2 separate regions of the Homo sapiens genome follow, and region 2 is linked to region 1. Evidence: chromatin loops called from intact Hi-C (ENCODE). Cell type or tissue: psoas muscle. All regions are shown on one strand. Region 1 overlaps PDE4D (phosphodiesterase 4D). Region 2 has its middle 150 kb from the start of PDE4D-AS1.

The links. A loop is a pair of places that touch in the nucleus more often than their neighbours do. Peaks named below come from ENCODE experiments on the same cell type or tissue, not always from the same donor. Only the 100,000 strongest peaks of a DNase experiment are listed, where the experiment ranks them.
Region 2: it touches region 1 in a loop (4-fold over the local background); 8 of 110 quality-filtered maps call a loop at or near these places.

Annotation. Positions count from the first base shown.
Region 1 is chr5:59,671,358-59,676,357 of GRCh38, reverse strand. The region is part of intron 1 of PDE4D (phosphodiesterase 4D); the gene reads left to right. Among named protein-coding and RNA genes, the nearest start is that of MIR582, 30 kb to the left of the region's middle. In psoas muscle, a CTCF peak has its summit at 2,717 (motif pointing right); no DNase peak of the experiment used is centred here.
Region 2 is chr5:58,884,931-58,889,930 of GRCh38, reverse strand. No RefSeq gene overlaps it. Among named protein-coding and RNA genes, the nearest start is that of PDE4D-AS1, 150 kb to the left of the region's middle. In psoas muscle, a CTCF peak has its summit at 3,112 (motif pointing left); DNase peaks (open chromatin) are centred at 1,650 and 3,070; H3K27ac peaks cover 1,336 bases.

The DNA.
Region 1 (5,000 bases):
CTTAGAAATATGTGAAAAATACCTAGAAAATATTAGACATACCAAGGTCAATGCTAAATGTAAAATGTATTTCTAAGAAAACTCTAAGTATGCAACCATATGGATTGATTAAAACTAGTTACTTAAAACCTCTTATGACTGTATTTTTCTTGTTTTTGAAAAATAAATGCAGTTTGCACTCTCCTTGCTTAGAACTTACGTATTCTATTTCACAAAAGTGCATGCTTGTGTTATTAAATGTGTGTGTGTGTGTGTGTGTATATACATATACATATATCTTGATCCCTAATCTCAGTTAGCTCCAAAGGTGTTCTAAATATATAAATGTTATAGGTCACAGTGTGATCTCTTAACACTATATTTTTTGGTTGAGTGTGGTGGCTCATGCCTGTAATCCCAGCACTTTGGGCGGCTGAGGTGGAAGGATAATTGGAGCCCAGGATTTTGAGATCAGCCAGGGCAACATAGTGAGACCCTGTCTCTACTGAAAATACAAAAAAATTATCCAGGTGTTGTGGCACGTGCCTGTAGTCCCTGCTACTTGGGAGGCTGAGGTGGGAGGATCTCTTGAGCCTGGGAGGTCGAGACTACAGTAAGCCAGGATTGCGCCACTGCACTCCAGCCTGGGTGACAGAGTGAGAGACCCTTTTTCAAAAAAGCCTACGTTTTTCACCAACACATTTCAAAATTACTTTTAAAATTATTATTGTTTTTAAAGATAGGTATGTGCCAAAATTAGAACTTTGGGTCCAAGAGCATCTCCACATTCACATAAAGAAACTTAAGTTCAGTAACTTGCTCAGGCTATAAAGTAGAAGAGTTAGGATTTGAACCCAGGTCAGAGGGCTCCAAAGCCCTTTCACTTTCCATCAAAAACATTTGATATTTTGCCAAAAATATCATGACTGTTTGTCCATTGCCATTTCATATCCTTCAAACAGCTATAAAGTGTGGAGAAATGATAACTTCATAACTCACGCTACAGCTCGCAGACACACTTAATTAGCTTAGGGACAAACAGTTGTGACATTATGAGTGGGAGTTGCAAGGCTGAGTTGAATGTACTGATGGGGATGTTGGTTAAAAACAAAAAGCCATTCTATTCTACATCGTGGCAATCTTTGTACTTCAAAAGTAGTAGTATTCTGAGACGTTTACTGTGTATTATAGATTTGAATCACAATTCAGCAATACTAGAGAAGGAGAAATCTACTTTTTCTAAATTTTCTCTACAGTGAAATAAAATGCTTTTGGAATATTTACTTGAGGAATGGGTTATCTGAATGTTCTCACTGAAACTCATTACACCGTATAGTGAAAATCTAGTTACAGGTAGTTGAAGTGTAGGTATAGATAGTATGTGATTCATAATGACGCATGTATGCCATGATTTACCTCAGTCACTGGACAGTAAGAATGTGATTAAGGAAGTTTCCTCTGCAACATTTCAAGATAAGTTAGCTGTTTTGAGCCACACAAATATTAAACTATGCATTGTGGCCAAGTGCCTATAATGCCAAAAGCACCTGTTTCAAATTGTGAGTAATATCTTATGTGTTACACTATTGAAATCTCCTTGTTACAGAATATTAATACTACCTATTGAAAAGAGTAAGAAATAAGAGTTTCTCATTTCCACCCTTTTGGATTTATTTCATCAAATGATGTGTTGATGAATAATGCCCTTTCTGTAAGATGGATAACTCATGGAAAGAAAGCCATTTGGACATGGATACTCAAGATTTTAAAGAATTTAGGAGGTGGCAGTGTGAATATCAAATAAGGTGCCACTTGTAGAGAGAGTATCTCAGAAAAGGAGCAGAGAATCATACAATAGAAAAGTGAAAAGCTGTTTCCTGTGGTAGATAGACTCTAAATAATGATTTTAGAGACAGACATAATAAATTAATTTATTGGTTCATTGAAGAAACATCCTGAGTTCCTATGACATGCTAGGCATTGTGCTGGTGGGGGCGAGGGTTGGGTGAGTAGTGGCGTATGGAGATGAAAAGATGCATCAGACATGGTCCTTGTCTTCATAGAACTTTCCACAGGGTAAAACTGGAAAAACCCTGCTGGGACAGAGTGGGCATCTATTCCGGCTTAGGCAAGCATATCTTATCCTATTGATATCTGTACAATATTATCCTTAAACTAGAAATACAATAATATGTTTTATTCTGACAATGAGGAATAATTTTCCATATTAAGGAATAGGTTAATCTCTAAATAGTATGCTATTTATTTTATCTTACTTTTTCCTCTGTGTTTTTAAATATTTAACAATTTAGGTAGCATCCTAGCAGGGCATCACTAGAGAAATAAAATGAAGCATTTTTAAGTAAATATATTTTACAGATCATTTGGAATTGTTTCAAAAACTTCATTAACTTTTAATGAACCAAAAATATAGTTCATTGGAATTAAATGTTCCATGTGAAGATATTTATTTCGGAAACTACATGACTAAACCAATGGTAAGTTGAAGTTAAAAAAGTGACCCCAAGAGAGGGACAATGTCATATTATTATTGTTATAACCCATATATGTTTAATAATGACCATGCAGGATGGTGCATATAGCAAATAACTAGGTAAAGTTTCTAGGAATTTTTATTCTATTTCTCTTCTTTCAATTCTAATGTATGGGCCAACTCATCATTTTAATACAGAGCTTTGAGAGAAAATGCATAAATGTAATTTTCTGTATGATCACTAGATGGCGCCATGCTTCCCTTAGAATGAAGCTGCTCAGGAATTTGCAAGTGCAGTTCTGAGTATTTCACATAGAAACCTGGAAGATGAGACAATTGTATTTCCCATAAGGTTTTGATTCACTAATATCATCAAAACAACAATTAGCACGTGTTACTTTGCATTCAAAAAGGGAGTAACGATTGGGTTTGTAAACAGTATATTGAAATAATCATTACTGAGGACAAAAGTGAAGCATGCCTCTAAGAGGTAATTCGGAAGGTCTCTTTTGCTTTCCAAAAACATACTAGTAACAAGGAAACATCTTATACTTGCTTGGAAAACTGGGTCCTAGTCAATGAGCTATGTCTTAAGGAATGGAAATACTGGCAAATGTGGTAAAGTTTACATAGCCATTTTCTGCAAACCAAGAAGATAAATTGCATTCTGCCTAGTCTTAGGCAAACAGTTGGGCCATTTACTGTTCCATCAAAAAAAGGATTGTCAGATCCCCAAAAGCACAAGGATGCATATAGAGTGTCCATTTAAACTTCCTGATCAAAGATATACACTCGTGAAGGTGGAGTGGAAGACTTCTTTATAGGAGTATGATTCATGTTTATAAAATTGGAGACACTTAGAAAGTTGAGTTAAAAGTGACTCAAAGGATATCTTTTCATTGCCCTTTTTATAGATGGAAAAACATGGATGTAGCTGTTTCATACAGCTAAGACACTAGTGCATCAAAACACAATACATTTGTGAGACATCTTGTTATGATTTCAAAGCAGTTTGTCAATAAATGTGTATGTTCAATGGTTACAGTTTGGGATGGTAAGACATCATCAGCTCAGAATAGTAACATCCTTCCCTTTATCTTTTTTATAGAACTTTAAACCTGGATGCAATTTTAAGATCATATGCATCATTTTTTCTATATGGTGATTACATTCTAGATAAATTAATTTGTGATACACTCTGGACTTTTTGTATTACATCAAGTTGAAGTTTCCTTTTGTGGACTTAGAAACAAAAAATTTGCAGTAATAAAAATGAAAAGAGATTATGCAAAAATAATTACTAATGACCATGTTTCTTAGGTGATGAATTTAATTGAGTGTTGGTATTTTAAGAATACGTGCATCAAGCAAATTATAATGTAACCAAATATCCAGAGATTTGAGGAGGAATATCAGGTTATTATCACATTTCAGAGCTGAATTTTTCTTCTTTGGTTCATTGACTGCATTGAATCTTTGTTTTGTGGGTGATATAAACTTTTTCATTTCATTCCTTGCTCTAGGAGTGACTCTGGGGAATCATTAGGTACATGCTTGTTGGTTTTCCATAATAATTATCTCTGAGCCCTAATGGTTTCTGGATTTGGCCTCTCTTCACTTTCTCCAACTTTAGGCAGGAGTTCAGAATGGCCTTCAGTTGCAAAGAGAAGTATAAATCCAACTTACCATCTAGTCTCTTTCTGTGTGGTCTTGGCAAATTTTTTAATCCTGGCTAGGCATGCTGTTACTGGCAGAAATGAGGTTCTGCCTCAACTTTAGCTCCAGCCCTGCCGTTAGCCTGAAGACTTTCCAAGATTTAGGGAGGGTCCATGAATATCTCATCTTCAAGAGTGTGCTATAGAGTTATCGAGCAACTCAGATCTTTTAAAAATCTTGAGTTTAGGAATCATACATTTAAATGTCAGTTCTCCTAGAAAATGAAGATTTTAATCCTTTAGAAAAAAATCTAGGGACAAGGAATTCTAGCATTTCCTAAAGATTCCATCATAAGTAGTGCTTTTAATGTAAAGGGTTTCTTTGAAAAAAATTATTTCTTTACTTTTTTTTTTTTTTTCCTTGAGACAGGGTCTCCCTTTGTCACCCAGGCTGGAGTGGAGTGGTATGATCATGGCTCCTGCAGCCTCTACTTGCTGGGCTCCAGTGATCCTCCCACCTCAGCCTCTCAAATAGCTGGGACTACGGGCTCACACCACCACACCTGTCTCATTTTTGTATTTTTTGTAGAGAAGGGGTTTGGACATGTTACCCAGGCTGGTCTTGAATTCTTGGGCTCAAGTAGTCCTTCTGCCTCCATCTCCCGAAGTGTTGGGATTACAGGTGTGAGTCGTCATGCCTGGCTGTAAAATTGTATTATATTTCTAATATGAAGAAATACTTGGTTTCTCTTTACTGTTTAGAAAGATAATTATCATGATTGTTTTCTTTATTAACTCCTATATGATACTTTGTATTTTTATCCCCTGCTACTCACCCCAAGCTTATTTTTATAATTAGAAAGGAATCAAGC
Region 2 (5,000 bases), 790 kb after region 1:
GTTTCACCATGTCGGGCAAGCTGGTCTCAAACTCCTGACCTCAGGTGATCTGCCGGCCTCGGTCTCCCAAAGTGCTGGGATTACAGGCATGAGCCGCTGCATCCAGCCTATAATTATCTGTATCTCACAGATAGAGAAGCTGAGCACAGAATGGTTAGGCACTATACCTAAGGTTGCAGAGCAGCCAGGAATTAAAGAGGTCAGATTCCAATCCAGGCAACTCAGTGCCAGAGTCCAAGCTTCCATCTTCTGCTCTGCTTCCAGAAGATCACAGACCTGTCTATTTATCTGAAAACTGGAGGTGTTTAACCACACTGCCTCCATCCTTAAGGTTTAGTGAGTCCAGCATGCAGTGTCTTAGGTTTCAGGAAATACTGCCTGCACCCGGGGTTTATTCCCACGGGCCTGTGTCCAGCTTGTGTTTGTGTACACAGAGCACAGGAGCAGAGAAATTATCTCTAATTCTCTACAACTCTCCAGTCTCTCAGCAAAATTATTCACCTCCTGTTAGAGGCCAGAAGTGGATGCACAAATGGCATACATTTGAGCACAGTGGAGAGTCATTGTAGCATTGAGAGAAGACAGAGCACTGGATTTGGGGGCTACCATGGAGAGATCTCTCATAGAACTTTGTTTTTAAAATCTGCTCAATTAATTATCCTATTTACTAAAACTGTGGTTAAAGGACTGGCAAAATTGTATATTCCAGATGACCTGAAATCAATGGCAACAAACTATCCCTGAGGCAAGAAGCAAACACAATCAATTCCTCTTTGCTGTATGTATGTGCTTTTCTCTTTCTTTCTTCCTTCCTTTCTTCCTTCCTTCCTTCCTTCCTTCCTTCCTTCCTTCCTTCCTTCCTTCCTTCCTTTCTTTCTTTCTTTCTTTCTTTCTTTCTTTCTTTCTTTCTTTCTTTCTTTCTTTCTCTCTTTCTTTCTTTCTTCTTTCTTTCTTTCCTTCTTTTCTTCTCTCTCTGTTTCTTTCTTTCTCTTTCTTCCTTTCTCTCTCTCTCTCTTTTTTTATGGTCTCCTGGTCTCAGTGTGTAGATCCAGACTGGCAAGAAATGAGGTGACAATTTAGGGTGGGTAATGGAGGAATTTTGCAGACACATAAAAACCAGCACTGGGCTAACCCCAGGGATGCATATCCAAGACAGGATGGCTCATGTGGGTTTTTGTGTGTGTGGTTGGTTTTTGAAGGAGGGAAAAGGCTCTTGTAGTTGAAAAACAAGCAAATGGCCAACAATGCCCCCAACTCAAAGAGCAATTGTAGGCTCCACTATTTTCGAAACATTAAGGGGAGATCTTCAGGACTTCACAGGGAAAGATGATAGTTCCTTCCACAAGCATTTCTTCTACGCATTTCTACTACAAATCCCCACAGAGGGAGGTGGGGAAGGGGAGAAATGACTGGGAGGTGGGCACCCTAATGGGAATGCTTGTGACTTGGAATTCTTGTTAGGACGTTAATGGATTTTACAAAACTGATTTTTCTAAGGCAAAAAGAGGTTGAAGAGGTCTGTAGGTTGAGCAAGAGGGGCTGGGGGCCGCCCAGTGTCTGAGCCCAAAAGGAAAAAAGGGGAGAGGAGATGGAAAGAAACAGGGAGGGCATAACCCCAGCAAAGTGAGTCAGACTTCCCGAGAGCAGAGCCCAGAGGTCCAGCCGCCAAGTTAAGGCCAGCAGCTGTCCAGACATCATTTGCACCCAAAAGTCAAAGAGCTTGGACATGAGGCCAGCAGGGAAATGGTTCAGCCGCTTCAGAGCTGAAGGGGCCAGAACAAAGGTCTGGCTTCAGATTAGAGGATGGAAAACTGCAGTGGACTTTTGGGGTGACCTTCACCCTCATGGCAAGGCCTGGACCCTTACAGAGAGAAATGACAACAGACAGCCTCTCTCCGAGGCTGCAGACTGCTTTGCACCCTGACCTGGGAGCCAGCATGTGACCTCCCTCTGCCTCTACCAGTCTCTCTTCACCCCTGCAAGTCAGAACTGACCCGATGAAGCCAGGAGCTTAGTGACAGGATGTGAGGAGAACAGGAAGTCAGGGAGAGCGTCTTCAGTGAAGAAACTCCCCATACTTTTGCTCTTAGAAGTTCACAGAAGCAATGGGTAAGACACTTCAGTCTGATGATGATGACTGTTCTGGGCTTGGGGTGACAGTTGAAGATGCTGGAAGGTGAGAGTTGAAAGGAGTCAGCAAAAACAAAGCCTGTAAATCAAAAATTACGGCTAGGTTTTAAGATGTAAGTGCTAAATCAACCTGAGGAGTAAACAAGGAAATCAGATTCTTTCTCAGCATTTTAGATTTGGTAAGGAGAAGAGAGGGACCATGAAGGTTATGCCTGAGCAGGGCGGTGGGGGGTGATGTTGGCGCAGTGGGGCAGAGACATGGGCTTGGGATGAGGGCAAGCACATCCTCCATCCTTGGCCTGGGGCGCTTGGCTCTTGCCTCACCCTAAAGAGAACACACACATTTTGCCTGAAATGAACCCAGGCAGGCTGTAGGTGCTGTGCCACTTAGAGATTGGCAGTGCCCTCCCTGCCCCAGCCCCAGGCCCTGCAATTCTAAAAGAACACACAGTGGGTCAGGCTCCCAGAGTGTCCACAGTCCCCACAGCTCCCTCCATTTTGTCCCCACTTAGAAATGCACAGTTGTGGTTACATTTATAAAGGGGCAACTGTGACTCTGCTATCTTCTGTTTATCTATCTATCTATCTATCTATCTATCTGTCATCTATCTATCTGTCATCTATCTATCTATCTACCTATCTACCTACCTATCTATCTATTTATCTATCATCGGGAGTAGATGGACACACACACAGTCTCCTTCCTGTTTAAGTATCTCAGTCTATTGTCAGAGACACTCCACAACTGAGTTCTGAACACAGTGAAGAACAGCAGTTTCAGGCTACTTGAAAAGTGCCTTCCCACAGAAACCTCAGCTTAAGGAGGAGATCTGATCTGCAAATCCGTGGGCCTCAGCCTTAGGGTGTTGGGTTTCCTGTAAGGTCCTGTGCTTGCTGGTACCAGGTGGGAATGCCTGGGTATGTATCTGGGCTGCCGGGGCGCCCGGCCTCCACCATGCCAGGGTGACCTGAGAGCTCCCTCTAGTGGCTGTTCTGAGCACGCGTTTTTCATTTCCCATCCACCAAATTTCGAAAGAGGTAACTGCTAAGACAGGCCCTGTGTGAACTCATAGATCTGTGCTTAGACTCTTTTGTTGATAATGAAAATGAGAAAACTTATTGCATACCAGATCCCAAGTTTCATAATAACCACATGAAGTGGTATAATTGTTTCCACATTTTACAAATGAGGAGATGTAGCTCCCTAAATTGCCAAGATCACACAGATTGGGAGTTATGGCGCAGGATCTGACTGAAGAGCCGTATTCCAGGCCCATGCTCCTGGCCCTGTCCTCTCCTCCTCAGCCATGCAGAGAGCCCTGATCTGCCGAAATCACTGCCTCAGTCGCTTGGCCTGAAACAGAGGGCGCTCAACCAATTCCGCAACTAGCACTTTGATTTCTTTTTGAATCACCATTTTACTTGTTACCACATTTACTGTCCAAAGATGGTTCACTTTACAAAGTGAGCTCTTTTGACAAAGCTCTATGCTTGATTTTGTTACTATCACAAAAATCTTAGAAGTATTTTCTATTCTTCAGTTTCCTCCTATCTAAAATGTAAATAGCACATTCTTTTTTATTTCCTCCTACAGATAACTATTTTTTTTAGGCAAATGTAATGGACCTCTGGATTTTTGAAAGACCTCTATTAAATAAAGACCTGAAGCTGTTTTTTTTCCCCCTTGTTATTTGGAGAGTTAGATTCCTGAGGTTTGAAAGTACACTCATTTGGGAGCCAAAAAAGAATTATGTTGGCAACTGGGTTTGCCTTTTAGCAGCTGCCTGACCTGGGCAACACTTCACATTTCTGAATCCAGTTTCTTTGTATATATAAAAGAGAGGAATTTAACCAGATGAATTTTAAGCCTCCTACCAGCTAGAATATTAGGTGCTGGTGGGTTGTGAGAGAAAATATATGAAAACATACAGTAATGATTAGCAGGTGTTGATGACTGCCCTCGTGGAATAATGTACCACATACTCTACTTTCAAGCTATGGATAAATTGAGCCTATTTCTTAGATTTTGTGTGAAATGGGATGACTGGAACTGGCTTGGAATCCACAATAGGGATTATCAAATTGAAAATGAAATCCCCCAATATCCAGTTTCTGAGCAGTCCATCAGAACAAAAGTAAATTGGGATATATTCTGCAGTCCCTTGGGTTAAAACACTCATGTGCACATGGCCATATATATTAGTTGTGTATAGTGAAAACCTACAGAATGTGTTTAATAACATAGGTCACACATTATTTAGAAGGGTTTTTCTCCCCTTTCTTAATTTGAGTCACACTTAGCCTCCTCGGAAAAGCAGCAAAAGGCCAGGGTCAGAAATAGTCTTGTCAGTGTAACTCTTCATGGTTAATCTTTAGATAATGTGAGGGCAAGAAGTCAGAAGTAGAGTTTCTCTGGAAACCACTAACGAGCAGACTAAGGCCAGGGCTAATGAGAGGAGAAGAATGTTTGGATTCAGGACCTCCTGCAGACCAAATAGCAACTCTATTTTTCTAATTTCCAAGTGATCTACTTTTACAGGTTTATTATTATTAATATTATTTTTTAAGTCAAGTTATGTAAGATCAATCTTAGAGACTGGAAAAAAAGAAAACAATGTTCCCTGTAGGAATGAGAGGTATTAACATCAAATTTGCTCTCAACGAATCAGGTGTAAAAGGAATGTTTCGCAACACAATATAGGCTATATATGTCAAGCCCACAGCTAATGTCATACTCATCGGTGAAAAGTTGAAAGCTTTTCCTCTAAGATCAGGAACAAGACACGGATGCCCACTCTTACCATTTCTGTTCAACACAGTACTGGAAATCCTAGCCAGAAAAATTAGGCAAGGGAAAGAAATAAAAGGTA